Linked DNA regions of Homo sapiens: region 1 is linked to region 2. Evidence: chromatin loops called from intact Hi-C (ENCODE). Cell type or tissue: endothelial cell of umbilical vein. All regions are shown on one strand. Links, peaks and the distances in the headings refer to the core of each region. The heading gives the core; the rest is flanking DNA. Region 1 overlaps TUT7 (terminal uridylyl transferase 7). Region 2 overlaps DAPK1 (death associated protein kinase 1).

Region 1 (7,658 bases), core at 1,308-5,307, 1.2 Mb after region 2:
GCTGAAAGCGTTTTTTAGTGGTTGTATAGAATGTGTTTCAAACTGGCCAGCACTTTTAAATAAATTTTTTTAGTTTAAATGCATTCAGGGAATATGGACACTTTCTAGATCACCCGATGCCTTTTCTCTTCATGTTATCTCACAGTGGCCAGTTCATACACTGGTTACCTATAAGGTGTTTGAATTTGTGTCCCATGCGTATAGAATACTTAAAAGCCAAAAGGTCGTCTTTTATCTTTACAAGGTCTTAGGATAAAAATGAAAGTCTCAAGCACTTATTAATATTAAATGGGGGGAAATGTGCTACTTGATTTTTTTTCTTTTTTCACAGATACTTCTAGTTGTCAGATCTGTTTATTTATATTTTATTTTATTTTTTGAGACGGAGTCTCGCTCTGTCACCCAGGCTGGAGTACAGTGGCGCGATCTTGGCTCACTGCAACCTCTGCCTCCTGGGTTCAAGCGATTCTCCTGTCTCATCCCCCAAAGTAGCTGGGACTACAGGCACATGCCACCACATCAGGCTAATTTTTGTATTTTTAATAGAGACAGGGTTTCACCATGTTGGCCTGACTGGTCTCAAACTCCTAACCTCCAGTGATCCACCCACCTTGGCCTCCCAAAGTGCTGGGATTACAGGCGTGAGCCACCACATTCAGCCTGATTTTTTTTTTTTTTTTTTGAGACAGTCTCACTGTGTCACCCAGGCTGGAGGTGCAGTGATGTGACCTCCTCTCACTGTGGCCTCTGCCTCCCAGGATCAAGCGGTTCTCATGTCTCAGCCTCCCAAGTAGCTGGGACTACAGGTGCACACCACCATGCCCAGCTAATTTTTCTGTTTTTTAATAGAGATAGGGTTTCTCCCTGTTGGCCAGGCTGGTCTTGAACTCCTGACCTCAAGTGATCGACCTGCCTCTGCTTCCCAAAGTGCTGGGATTACAGGCGTGAACTACCGCGCCTGGCCCTCAGATATTTTTAAATTTGAAAATTAAGAGTATATATTAATATCAAGTAGCAGAAACAGAATGAAGTGTTATAAAGGCGTTAAGTAGTAGGGAGACATAAAACTTAAATCTTTAAGCTAGAAATAGCTTGAGGAATTATCTGATGCAGTACTCTGTTGTAATATATCAAAAATGGAATCACAGTTTTACAAATCAGGCAGCTGCAGCTCAGAGAGGTTAAATTTCCACAGACCTGTTTATGCAGCGCGGTAAATGAGGAAGTAGAACTAAAATTGGGGACTCTGCTACTCTGGCCATTAACTCAGCCTCGCTGGACCTGAAATCCTGACGGCGGAGCCGAATATTTCTTGATAATTTCTGGGCTTTTGATTTGTGTTTTTCTTTATTAAAAATTGTGTATATTTAAGTGTTTCTGTATTACTGTCCAGGTGGGATGTGGGTATTTAATTTTGTTACCTATAGTCTTGTAGAAGTTGATCTTGAAAACCATTTCATTTTATTATTATTATTCTCTTTTTTGAGATGGAGTCTCGCTCTGTAGCCCAGGCTGGAGTGCAGTGGTGCGATCTTGGTTCACTGCAACCTCCATCTCCCAGGTTCAAGCAATTCTCTTGCCTCAGCCTCCTGAGTGGCTGGGACTACAGGCACGTGCCACCACACCTAGCTAATTTTTGTATTTTTAGTAGAGTTGGGGTTTTAGCATGTTGGCCAGGGGTAGTCTCGATACCCTGACCTCATGATCTGCCTGCCTTGACGTCCCAAAGTGTTGGGATTACAGGTGTGAGCCACTGCACCCGGCTGAAAAGCATTTTAAAAAGAAAGTTTATAGATCAAAAATTTGCAACTAGACATTAAAAGGAACTGTTGGCTGACCACAAAAACTTTTATATGTTTTCTTATTTTATGTGTATTCTTATAAAAGCAACTAAAGAAGTTGCTTTTAAGTGTATTTGAATAGGAAATGCATTTTGCTATTTTTTTATTGGAGGTAATTCAAAAGTTTGCATGTTTTTGCTGTATGACATACAGGTATATGCTTTCACAGTTATTAAGTAAAGAATTATTCAGTTTCTATCCCTTGAAAATCTTCATATAGGAAGCATTAAGCTTCGGTATAACATTATTTAGTTTAGAGAGATTCAACTGAAAGTATAAACTAAAAAGGATCTCATTAAAGAGATCGAAATTTCTTTATCAAAATTGTGTCTTAATAAGGAAGGGTATTATTCAACAATGTGAGAAGATATAATGGAAATTATGGTGGAGTTGCTTTTTTCCCCCCCACATACGGTACTACCTTCTGTTTTTTTCAGCTCTACATTACTGCCCCTACTTTAGCCTTCAAATGTCCTAGATTGCCAGTTTAATGTATTTGGGACATTGCCATTAATGATCTTAGCTGGAAAGCATCCACTCAAATACACATGTCCTTTGTGAACCATATGCAAATAAAATATGGGAAACTTGGAATGCCGAATATAGAGAACTCTTATTACAATAAATCTGAGGTAAGCCAGGTAGTCTTCCTCCAAGTAATTATGAGAATTTTTCTTTTTTCTTTTTTTTTTTTGAGATGGAGTTTCACTCTTGTCGCCCAGGCTGGAGTGCAATGGCATGATCTCGGTTCACTGCAACCTCTGCCTCCCGAGTTCAAGCAATTCTCCTGCCTCAGCCTCCCGAGTAGCTGGGATTACAGGTGCCTGCCACCACGCCCAGCTAATTTTTGTATTTTTAGTAGAGACAGGGTTTCACCATGTTGGCCAGGATGGTCTCGAACTCCCGACCTCAGGTGATCCACCTGCCTCGGCCTCCCAAAATGCTGGGATTACAGGCATGAGCTGCCACGCCTGGCCAAGAATTTTTCATCAGTACCTAGCTTTACCCTCCAAGAGTCCCTCCGGTGAGATTTTGACAGTTTTTACCATGCATGCCTGTGAAAGTAGGTTTAGAAGGTTATATTGCCTTTCAGTGCTAGTCCACTCTAGATGTGAATGGGTATGTTCCAAGAAGGGATTTTAGTAATTTCTTTCCAGTTTTTATGTTGTTAGTTAGAAGGCTGAATTTCAGGATTTCATCCTTTTTTTGTTTGTTTGTTTTTTAGACAGAGTCTCACTCTGTCACCCAGGCTGGAGTGCAATGGCGCAATCATGACTCACCACAGCCTCACCTCCTGGGCTTAAGCAGTCCTTCCGTCTCAGCCTCCTGAGTAGCTGGGACCACAGGAGTGAGTCATCTTGCTGGCTGATTTTTTTCATTTTTGCTAGAGATGACATCTCACTATGTTGTCCAGGCTGGTCTTGAACTTCTGAGCTCAAGCAGTCCTCCCACCTTACCCTCCCAAAGTGCTGGGAATTACAGGCATGACCCACTGCACCTGGCCCCATCCATATTTTAATCTATATTTTCAATCCCTTTACTTTGATTTAGCCATGTGTTCTTGGAGAAGTTATTCTCTTGGATTCGCATTGTCCCCATCTGTACAATGGGGACAGTATTAGCAGGATTGCTGTAGGGATTAAATAAGGCAGTACATATAAAGTGCTTTACATCTGTTGCATAATAAGATACACCATCATGGTAGCTGCCATTATCTGACAGAATTTCTGCAGCCATCCACTTCTGTATAAAAGCAGTAGGAGTTGATTGAGGTCTTTGGAGGAAGAGAGAAGTTACTCTTTCTAGAAAATGACAGCAAATATGGTTATATGGAGAAACCTTTGTGACCAGAAGAGAGGAAGAGTTTAAAAAAGGAATTCGGTTCCCTATCACTTACTGGCTTGTGAACTAATAGGGGCTTTTCTAAAGGGTATTGCAGTATTATTTTAAATTTATAGAGTTTTTGCCTAAGAAACCTGTAATAAACACTGAAGTTAGATGCAGTTTTTTTGATAATGTTTATAATGATAAGCAAACTAAATGAGAATGGATACATCTCTAAGTAAAAGAAGTGCTTATCTGAAAAAAAAAAATTGTTCAGACCAGAAATACTGGCCTTAAAAGATTATGATAATTTAATTGGGAGTCGGGGGAGTATTAAAAAGGAAATATTAAGGTAGCGCAAGGTAGCCTGATTTTCTGTTGAAATGACAACTTACCTTTTAGTATTTTATTTGTTCAGTGTATTTTGATTGATTTTTTAAAACTACTTTTCCAACACTTTAATTTTTTTTAATTTTTTAATTTTCTTATATTGTGGAAGGTGTTTGCAGAATTTTGAGATAGTCATCTCAGGTAGTTTTAGCACAATGCTTGCTGCTTATCCTTTAGCGCTCTCAGCAAGCTTTTTATAAAATTGGAGGTCCTATATTTCCTTTTCAGCCTGCCAGTTCATTGTAATTGCCATACTAGTAGTAATGAGTTCCTCTGAAAACTTGATGGAGGAATTACTTCATGTAGGGCTTTTCAGTAGGTTTATGTTTCCAAGCACTAATGTGTTACTAATAGTTTCATTTTTTAAAACTCGATATAAGTTATCAAAGCTATCTAAAACAATTTTTTATGGTTTAATCCCACAATCACTTTAACAAGTTGAAAAGTTATAAGTTTTAAAAAGGAACAGGATGATTTTTATTCATTATAAGGATTATAGAACTAATAGCAGAGTTTATAAACAAATGTACTTAGAGAAAACTTTTGTTTCAATGGCCAGTTGTTTTTTTCCTTTGAAATATGCTCAGTGTACAGGCCATTCAAAGAAGCTAAAATGAAGGTAAAGGTAAAATGAGAGATAGTTGTCCTTAGTAAATAAAATTTTGGCTTGGACTTCTTCATATTAACGGAGGGACCCGGCTTAGGTGTTATTGATGGCTAAATTTGCAACTAAATGATGATTTTTCACTCCAGATGAGTATATAGTTGATTTCTGAGTTGTCCAGGGGTACATTTTGCATTTTGCCTTATTGAGATTGTTCACTTATAGAAGATGAAAGCAAATGTGGCTGGTTTTAATGAGAATAACAGGTGTACTTACAGATATTATAGAATATGTAAGATATATTTACAATATGTATTGTAATATTTTAATATAATAGAATTATAGATATACTTGCCTTCAGAGTATAATTTTTCTGTTGCTTTGCTATGCTCAGCAGTATACCAGGAAGAGATAATAAAAATCAAATTGTATGATTGAAGTAGAATTCTTTTAAATTTTCCAAAAAGATGATTTCTATGGCTTAATGTCTACAGGTGATGTGCTCACTGAATACAGTATTAAAGCATTTTGTCCATAGGACAGCTACCTTTCCTTCTGCTCTGCATGCAGATGTGATTTATTCTCTCACATGATTTAATACATATGTAAGGTCTGCTTTTTACTCAGGAGTGGCATTATTTAATATTGCCAATAATATTTTTCCCCCACCTTAAGAAAACAAGAAGCAGAGGTCCAGACCTAGGAAGCCACGGAAGACTAGAAATGAGGAAAATGAGCAGGATGGAGACTTGGAAGGCCCTGTGATCGATGAGTCTGTACTTTCAACGAAGGAGCTGCTAGGCTTACAGCAGGCTGAGGAGAGACTGAAGAGAGACTGCATTGACAGGCTAAAAAGGGTAACATCCTTATATATATATTTGTTGGTTAGAATCCTGGTTTTAGCCTCAATTTTGTTGTTAATTGAGTATGCATGCTCTGATCAATTAGATATCCTACTTTGGTTATCAGTATTTAAGCACTACAAGTTAAAAGTGATGTCCAGTGTGATTTAATAGGATTAGGAGTCATTGCTATTATACTTAAAATGACTGTTAGGGTAGTGATAAAGGGAACAATAACAGTAGCAATTTTAAAAGTGAAGAAGAAGCCAGGCACAGTGGCATGCCTGTAGCCCCAGTTACTTGTGAGGTTGAGGCAGGAGGATTGCTTGAACTCAGGAGTTTGGGGCTGTAGTATGCTATAATGGTATCTGTGAATAGCCAGTTCACTCCAGCCAGGGCAACATAGTGAGACTCCTGTCTCTTTAGAGAAAAGAAATTGAAGGGGAAATCATTTCCTGGCTGATTTTGTTTATCTGAATGTTTGGTTTTACTTATGTCTCTCTCTAAATAAATCTCTTCAAATTATAGCGACCACGAAACTACCCTACAGCAAAGTACACCTGCAGACTCTGTGATGTTTTAATTGAATCCATTGCATTTGCCCATAAGCATATCAAGGAAAAGAGGCACAAGAAAAACATTAAGGTAAATTGAATGTAACCCAAACAAGTCTGCTTACTTGTTAGTTGTTATTACTTGTCATCTTTGTGGCTTTCTTCTCCTTAAGGCTATGATATTGATAACTTTACTGCTTTATTTATTGAATATATTTGAGCCAAAATACATAATACTGGTCAGATGTATTTTACTGGTTAATCTTGTGAATTTCCTTAAGGGCAGCATCAGGTTATATGAAGTCATTGATAGGACCCAGGTATATGTCCTTATACTAGTATTAAAGCAAACAATGTTTGTAAGTGCTGTTTTTAATATTCTTTCCTTACACTTTCTCCTTATGCCCACCTATCCTCTGTTACCACTGATCCACATTATGTGCATAAGGAAGTATGTATATGTTTGATAGGATGAAAACTAACACAGCTAAAATGAGAAGGGAGGGCTAAGAAAAAGAAAACTCTATAGGGTGTTGTCTTCATGAGTGGTAGAAGGTCAAAACTATGTGTAAGTCATTTTTAATCTCAACATTTGATCTTAAAAGGAGAAGCAAGAGGAAGAGTTGCTCACTACGTTACCCCCACCAACACCCTCCCAGATAAATGCAGTTGGCATTGCCATTGACAAAGTGGTACAGGAATTTGGCTTACACAATGAGAACTTGGAACAGAGGCTGGAAATTAAACGTATCATGGAAAATGTGTTCCAACACAAGTTACCAGGTATTTTCTAGATTTGTTTTTCTATTTAACTACCTAAAAGTACCTCATTCATTTCTCCTACCAATAGTAATTTTCATCAAATAAAAATTTATTTACCATGTCATGAAGCTCTTGTGTTTTCTATTTTTTTGTTTTTTGTTTTCCCTGGCTTTCCCTAAGGTAACAAGGACTTTCATATGCATTGTCATTATAAACCTGTTTCCATTATAAATTTTACCCTGTGTGTGAACTTTAAGTTGAATGCCCTGCATTATTGGGGCACTGTGGGACTCTTGTGTATGTATGTTTCCCTTTCCGCTCATCTAAATTGACACCATATTTTGAGTTAAAATCAAGAGAAGTATCCTGAAGTTATTTTCAGGTTATTCATGTCAAAAAAAAAAAAAAAGATTTTATTTAACTGTACTTAAGAGAATTGCAGCATCTAAAATGAACTTTGAAAACTAGTTTTAAGAAATTTGTATTGGATTTTGTGCACTGTTGAATTGATTTTCCAAGTTATGTCTGTCTTCTGCCTGTTTTTAACTTTAGACCTTTGGCATGATGGGGAGGGGGCACAACTATTTGGAGTGTATTACTATGAAAATTTAAGGTCAGGTATGTTCAATGCCTGACACAACTGCTGTCAATCCTTGATGGCAACAAACCCCACCCCACATCATCCCCCAACCCCCACTGGCCATTGCTGTTTAGGTAAATGGTTGGAATAGCTTCATCATTCTCAATTCTTGCTGTGCATCAGAATTATCTGTGAAGCCATGGACAACTATTTTTACAAAGCTCGACAAGTGATTCTGATCCACAGCTAGGGTTGGAATCA
Region 2 (7,658 bases), core at 1,367-5,366:
CAGAATTGCTTATAATAGAAAAATTAGAAAAGAATCCTAGAAGTTCACAGACAGAAAGGGTTAAATAAATGACAGTAAATCATAGAGAAGAAAAAGGCATGTCTTCCTATGTAGTAATGGAATGATTTTCAAGTTATGCTATGAGGTGAAAAAACAAAAAAGCCAAAGGCAGAACAATGTGTATAACATGCTACGATTTCAGTAAAAACATGAAAAAATTTATGTTTATTGTCTTAAATACACATAGAATATATATGGAATGATCTCAAGACTCACTAGAAGGAACTAGTCACTGGAGGGCAAGATACTGTCTTTGACTTTCGAACTGTGTGAATGTATTACATATTTCATTTTAAAAGATGTAAAGGGACCTGTCTGAGAAAAAAAATATAACTCTTGTTCTCCATAACTGGCCATTCTAGTTAAGTATTGTTGGTGACTACTGTCTTAGTCCATTTTCTGTTGCAGAATGGGCAATTTATAAATAAAAGCAATTTATTCAGCTCGTGGTCCTGGAGGCTGGGAAGTCTAAGAGCATGGCGCTGGCACCTGGTGAGCATCTTCTTGCTGCATCAAAACGTGGCAGAGGGCATCGCATGGCAAGAGGGCAAGAAAATGCTCACTAAATATGCTTGGGCCTCTCTTCCTCTTATAAAGCCACCAGTGGCACTCCCACGATAACGCATTAATCCATTAGCCCTTTCATCCACTAACCCACGTATGAATTAATCCATTCATGAAGGCTCTGCCTTCCCAATCACCTCTTAAAAGCCTCACCTCTCAACACTGCCATACTGGAGATTAAGTTTGAACATGAGTTTTGAGGGGATAAATATTCAAACCAAAGCAACTACCATAAGTCATCAAACTGCTAGATAAGAAGGTCTTCTCTTTCCTAAATGATGGGGAATAAAATTGCCAAAAGATTGGATAAAGCTGGAAAAAAAGTACACTAAATGAGATGTCATCCTTCTCCTCTTCTTTGTACCACAGTGCCCCAGTGCTGACATCCTAGCGGAAGGCAGGACATGGCAGCTGAGTTCTGACAGTGGAGACGGTCTCTGGTGCCCCTCCTTTCCTGTGATTCTTCAATGCCCACCCTGGACCTTGTCCTCATGGGATAAGAACTGGAGTCCCATGGACTGGCTCCTGGTCCCAGCTTTGAAACCTCATTCATCCATCTCACCAATATTCACTGAATCTCTAATCATACATTCAGCACCTCCCTGGGTCTGGGGCTAAAGACTGAATAAGACAGACAAGCACCTGCCTTTCCAGACCTTGACAATGGAGCTAGTGATGTGCTCCAGCCTGCCTGTGCTGGCTCACAAGAGACAACTGTTCATTTTTCAGGAATTTCATGACCTGGTTGCTAAACACAGACACCCTTAGGTGATACAGAATCCAACAATGCTTCAACCCCTGCAACAACACCAAAAGCTTAAAACATAGCTAGCACTATTGCAATCAGCAGTGCTGAAGCCAAAATGAAGCTCAGCTTAAGGAACATAATTTGTACAAGGTGAGAAATAGTCTAACAGTAGATCACATATTAGATTTAATGGTAATAAATTTACTAGGTAAAAAACTAGTGAATTGGAATGCAACTCTGTCAAACCATTGTCAGTCATAGGTTGGCCACAGTAAAAATCAATAAAAGCATTCTGTGAGCCTACATTGGCTGAATGGAATTTATAATAAAGAGTGCACATAGTTTGTTATTAGTTGTAAATTGTATTATATACCCTTTGTATCAGTACATGTATAGATATATGTGCATGTATATTTATACTGAGTATGTATATATACCTATGTATGTACGCACACAGGTATGTATGTATACACACACAAACATTTCAATTCACCAGTGCATTGAACTCTGCTGCCTCAAGCTTAACTTCTTTAAGCTCTGGTTTCCCAGTTTTTAAAAGAAGTATAGAAAACCACTTCCCACCTATCTTCGAGGGTCAAAAAGAAACCATATAGGCTATAAAATTGTTACCGATATCCTAATTCATCCCCCCAAAGTGGCGGATTTTTAAACACCTGCTTCAAACAACTTTCCCCTTGTCTTCCGGCTTTCAAGCACCTGTCTTCCTGTCTTCAACCTCTTTATTATCACAGGAAGAAGTGCAACCCAGAGAACAAGAGTTCCACAGAGCTGAAAACTGCTGTCTCCAGCTGTGCCTGTCCCTGTCTGAACAGGGAGGACTTGGCTCTCCAAGGTCCTTTCACAGCCTCACACCCCAGCAGTTCCTCCACTTCCTCCCAGAGTGCGAGGAGGCTAATTCACACCTTGTTGTGATGCTGGCAAGGCTCCTGAACCCTCAGCACCAGAAGCCTATTTTTCCATCAATCCGTTTACACAATTCTGGAACCCTCTGCTTCTTCTCCCTAGGTGCAACTCCAAGCTCTTCCTATAGAACTAATTTTAAGCCATAATTAAATCCTAACCTATTAGAACACATGATACACCTTTCTACAAGCATGAGAAGCAATTAAAACTTACCTGGGAAGAAGTCAATTCTATATTAAGACTTCCTTCTTCCTTTTGGAAGCTCCAATTTCCTTTTTTCTGTTTGTTTCCTTATCTTTATTAACAACAACAAAAAAAAGTCACAGCATTTCAGACTACTCAAACACACAAACACTAACAAAGGCACCCACAGTGACAGCCTCGTCCCTAGTGTCTGGATCAAAGGCCAAGCTGGAGAGCAGGTATGTCCTCTCGGCCCTATTCTCTCAGCATCCCATGGCTTCCCTCCCACCCCTACTTCACTGACACCCCTGAGAGCAGTTACAACTGTGCAGAAACAATGCCACTTTCGAGAAGGTTGGGCCCCACCTCATTGTCATGGAAAAAGACCAGATCCTGAGGAAAAGTCAGAAGCAGTGCTACCTCATTGCTTGGAGGATGCTGGGTGCTCCTGGGCCTGGCTGCCATCCCTGTGTCCCAGACATAGGGCAGAGAAAAAGGCAGAAGGACACTCCCCAATTGGCAGTACTGGGCAGCAGACAGAGCGGGCCACTGGTCACGTGACAGCCCCAATCCACCAGGCAGATGTCTCTGACATGATCAGCCAGACACTCCCAGGGAGTATGGCTTTGGTTCATAAAAGGTTTGGGTAAACTACTCTCCCAGAAATCATAGGAAATCAACCAATCATCCTCAGATTCCTGGAGCACCGGGGCAATACAATTGCCATTGGGTTGCAGCGAAGGGGGACACTGGTAAACACCAACCCTCCAAGAGGGCGGAAATACCACTCCTGTCTATTCCAGAGTACTTGGCATGGGCCAACAGCAGTCTTTTTATAGGGGCAACTGTGGAAACCTGAGAAGAGGAATGAAGGTAATGGTGCATGCGGGAGGTGCCTGCCATTGCTGCCTGCTCTCCAGGGCCCCTTGCTGAACCCAGTGATAAAGCTGGGGTTGGGACCAGGGGCATCGGCCGGGCCCAGAGCCCCAGCCCCAGGAAAGCAGACAGGGACAAAGGCCTAAACAAGCAGGACTGGGCACAGGGCCCCAAGCTAAGCTGCTCTTCCTCCTATCAGTCCGATGTTACTTACTCGACTTGGCCAAGGAGCACCTCTTGCGAAATCCTCTGTTCTAATCTGCTCAGAGCAGTGCTTCCTGCGATCTCTACTTTTTCTTGACTACACGTAAATCTTTTTTTTTTTTTTCCTGGAAAGATATTACTGGATGGATGCCTGTGACTCTTTTGAAGGGGTGGCTGATTTTACTGAGGGTGGAAGTTCATCTAACATTTTACAGCTGCCAAATACTGGGCGCGGGCCAGACTCTTCAGGCACCAACATGGATACCCACATAGCTGTGTAGACACTGATATGTCAGCAGAAACCTTTGTACATACGGTTCTACGCTACTCCACAGATACAGAGAAATAAGGAAAAAGTGACACTGCTAGAGAAAAGTTAAGCCATCTGGGCATGGTCAGATAACAGGCTAAAAAGACATTTGGCATAGTCTACAGTCATTTCCAGAAATTACCATCCTAGACCCACCTAGTAAACAGTTGTGAGGCTCCAATTTTCAAGCATCATTAAAAAAAGAGCAAGATTTGACAGGATTGACTGGCCGACATCAATGAGATTGACGATGGCAAAGGGTTAACATCAGTTTCCTTAGGTTTTCCCTTTTAAAGGGCAAATATGGCTGGGTGCAGTGGCTCACGCCTATAATCCCAGCACTTTGGGAGGCTGAGGTGGGTGGATCACCAGAGGTCAGGAGTTCAAGACTACCCTGGCCAACATGGCGAAACTCCATCTCTACTAAAAATACAAAAAAAAAAAAAAAAAAAAATTAGCTGGGTGTGGTGGGGCACGCCTGTAATCCCAGCTACATGGGAGACTGAGGCAGGAAAATCGCTTGAACCCGGGAGGTGGAGGTTGCAGTGAGCCAAGATTGTGCCACTGCACTTCAGCCTGGGTGATAGAGCCAGACTCCATCTCAGAAAAAAAAAAAAAAAAAAAAAACAACAACATAAACGGCAAATATTCCAGGGCAAACAACTGTGCTGTAAAAACGCAGGTTCAGCGACAGATGCGTGCTGCTTTCTTTCAGAAACCCACTACCCGTGCTATGGGGCAGATTGGGACCCAGGCACCCATGATCACTGGTGCCCATTTCCTCTTGTGTAGTAGAAATGCGGTCAACCACATTTTATTCCCACTAGACTCACCTTCCCATTCTGCTTTCAAATCTAAAAATATGACACTGGGACAAGCTAACATGGTAATAAGTACCAATAGATTTGGGGAAAATCATCAATGGGATGGAAAGGAAACAGCCATTTTATCTGAAGCTTACTCTACCCCAGCTAGCAGAGAGTGATCTGGGACCCACTTTGCACTTTTATGGGGCTGTCACCTCACAGGGTTATGCCAAGGATGAAAACGTGCACAACACACTATGCATCTTAAGGAACTTTTCGGCAATTCCTCAGTTTACCTTTAAAACTCACAGGAACCATGGCTACAATCCTTCAGTTCAGGATTTTGTAATTCTGACCAGTTAATGAAATGATCATCAGACAATAGGTGTTTCTGAAGGGTCTTGCAAGATGTGGGGAACAAAAGAATGATTACACTTTACGGGCTCACAATCTAGGAAAGATGGGCACACAGAGAGAGAGGTGGGGGAGAGAACAGTGGGGAGTCTCAGTGCTGGATGAATGTGTCAATGAGGAATTACCCCAGGAGTTTGCAAAAGGAGGACACTGCTTGAGTCTCAGGAATGCCTTCAGAGGGAAAATGGATTATAAACCCAGTCCACCGAGAAGAAGAGAGGCCCAGCAGATGGGTTCTGCAGATACTGACCACCTGCACCCCCGGAGGAAAGCAGTAATGTAGCAAGCCTGCTATCGGTGCCCACTAAGTGGATGCCCCTTCCTGGTTATTCTCCATCTGTCCCATCTGTCTGTCCTCCCCTGCCCCCAATCGCATTCTTCACTCTCCTACACACTGCACCACCCTGGGTGGCTCCCTGCAGGTGGTTCCTGTTAGGTTTGGCTAATGAGAGGCACTGGTGGGACTATGGGGGCAGGAAGAGAGAGGTTGTGATGTTTCTTCCCTGAAGTGGCATGTACTGGTGACCCCCCTCTATGACTCCAGTGCAGCCCTAGGCATGGTACAGGCTCCCCTTCTGCTGCCAGATAGTACGTACCTGACCATCCCATAACCTACATCCGGACCATCAGAAGGGCCCAGTTCCCTGCCAGCACCCTGACTGCCACACCTTCCTTTTGCACAATATCCTCCAAATCCACCCCTTCAAGCTTCTCCAATCCACCGAACCTAGCACATGGGAAAATGCCCCAATCGCAGGGTGCCTACATACTGTAGGAAGCATTCTTCACACCTCCTGCCAGGGGGCTGAAGAGCTAATTAAGCCATGTGGGCTGCCCCTGGCCACACACGCAGCATGCTAAACCATCCAGCCTGCTGGAAAGGCAGAAACCAGAGGCCTAAGAGAATAAGAAACAAGGAGTTACCTGACATTGAAGAAAAATTAGAAATCAGCCTGAAAAAAAAAATCACAGCTATTAGGCAGTTTAGAAACAATCACCAAGACAGCAAGCAGGATATCACCCTTGGGACAGAGCAGGGGGAAGCAAGGTCAGATAGCAATGGGAAGTTGCGGGGCCATGACTCATGACTCATGAGGCCTGCTCAGTAGGAAAGGCAAGGCAGAAACTCCGTGTTTGCCACGGCTGGACTTAACCCCAGGGAGAACGGGCCCGCTGGGAGAACCCGATATGGCCTAGACCACAGCTATGACCTGGCTGGCTCTTGAGCCCCAACAGTATGGATGCTGCAACGCTGGCAGTGTGCAAGAGGATCTGGAATCCAGTAGAGACACAAGGGAAAAATTGGAGTAATGCTGGAGACAGAATCCCAGCTTCCACACCAAGGAGAAGGGCAGAAGCTGGGGGGCGGCAAGTACAGCCAGAGAGTGAACTCCAAGTTGGCATAAAACAGCAAGAGGCCACATTCATCTGCATCCCTTCAGAGGCAGGGATGCGCTGACTGGGATACAAGCCCATAACTGTACAACTCTCTGCTTTGTGTTCTCCCTGGGGATTCAGCTGAGTGTGCGGTGAGAGCTGGGAGCTAGGGAAAGGGGGGCAAGGGCACCCGCTGACCACTGCAGGGAAATGGGGGGAGGCTGGTAAGACCGACCTGCAGGAAAGGGTCATTAGGAGTGGGCAGGAGAGGTCAGCAGGATGGACTCTGAGAATGGGAAGAAAACGGCAGCTACTTGCCCCGCAGCTCCTGCTCAAGAGCACCCTGGTGGAAGCTGTTACCCACGTGGTCCCCTTTGTTGATGACCACAGATCCACAGAGTTGGAAGGGATCCTCAGAGGCTATCAGCTCAATTTCCTCCCCAAATCGGCAATCTTTTCCTCAATATCCCCACCAGGTGGGTATTTAGTGCAAACACTGCAGTGTCCACCACTTGTGACCTCACTTGCAGTCTGCTCTGCTATTGGACAGCTGAGTTCTTCCTACTAAGCCAACCTCTGCCTCCTCATGGCTCCCACCACTGACCCCCAGTGCCCCCAAAACAAGCCTATCCCCATCCAAAAGACCATCTATGTGTGTTTTCATGGGCTTCAGAGCCAGAGAGGCTCAGAGCTCAATTTCAGTTCTGCCACTTACTCATTTCAGCATATTAAATTATTTAATCTCTTTAAGCCTTTGTTTATTCATCAATAAAACAGAGCAGGGCTTAGCAAATCATGGCCCACAGGGTAAATCCAGACCATTGCCTGTTTTTATTAGAACACAGCCACACCCTTTTGGACACATAATGTCTGTGGCTGCTTTTGAGTTAAAACAGAGTTGAGTTGTTGCAACAGAAACCATGTGGCCCACGAAGCTTACCATATTTACTATCTTTACATAAAATGTCTGCCAAGCTCTGAAATAGAGGATCCCCATAAGAGGCTAGTTTGAGGAATTACATGCAGTAATATTTACAAAAAGATGCACATGGTGCTTGACTCCATAGCTAAGTAAAATACATTATTCATGAGATACTCGGGTTCTCCAGCTTTTGCCTTCTTTGGACTCCCCCAAGTTTGTCAGTGTCTCTCCCAGAACAGAACACTCTCATGTCCCAGATGCAGAATGACC

Evidence for each region. A loop is a pair of places that touch in the nucleus more often than their neighbours do. Peaks named below come from ENCODE experiments on the same cell type or tissue, not always from the same donor. Only the 100,000 strongest peaks of a DNase experiment are listed, where the experiment ranks them.
Region 1: it touches region 2 in a loop (10-fold over the local background); 2 of 110 quality-filtered maps call a loop at or near these places.

The regions. Positions count from the first base shown.
Region 1 is chr9:86,344,157-86,351,814 of GRCh38, reverse strand. It overlaps TUT7 (terminal uridylyl transferase 7), which reads left to right. Exons shown (of 27, transcript NM_024617.4): 3 at 5,335-5,516; 4 at 6,030-6,146; 5 at 6,661-6,838. Among named protein-coding and RNA genes, the nearest start is that of TUT7, 6.4 kb to the left of the region's middle. In endothelial cell of umbilical vein, for the core only: no CTCF peak of the experiment used is centred there; a DNase peak (open chromatin) is centred at 3,174.
Region 2 is chr9:87,514,944-87,522,601 of GRCh38, reverse strand. All of the region lies in intron 2 of DAPK1 (death associated protein kinase 1), which reads right to left. Among named protein-coding and RNA genes, the nearest start is that of DAPK1, 21 kb to the right of the region's middle. In endothelial cell of umbilical vein, for the core only: no CTCF peak of the experiment used is centred there; a DNase peak (open chromatin) is centred at 3,671; H3K27ac peaks cover 64 bases.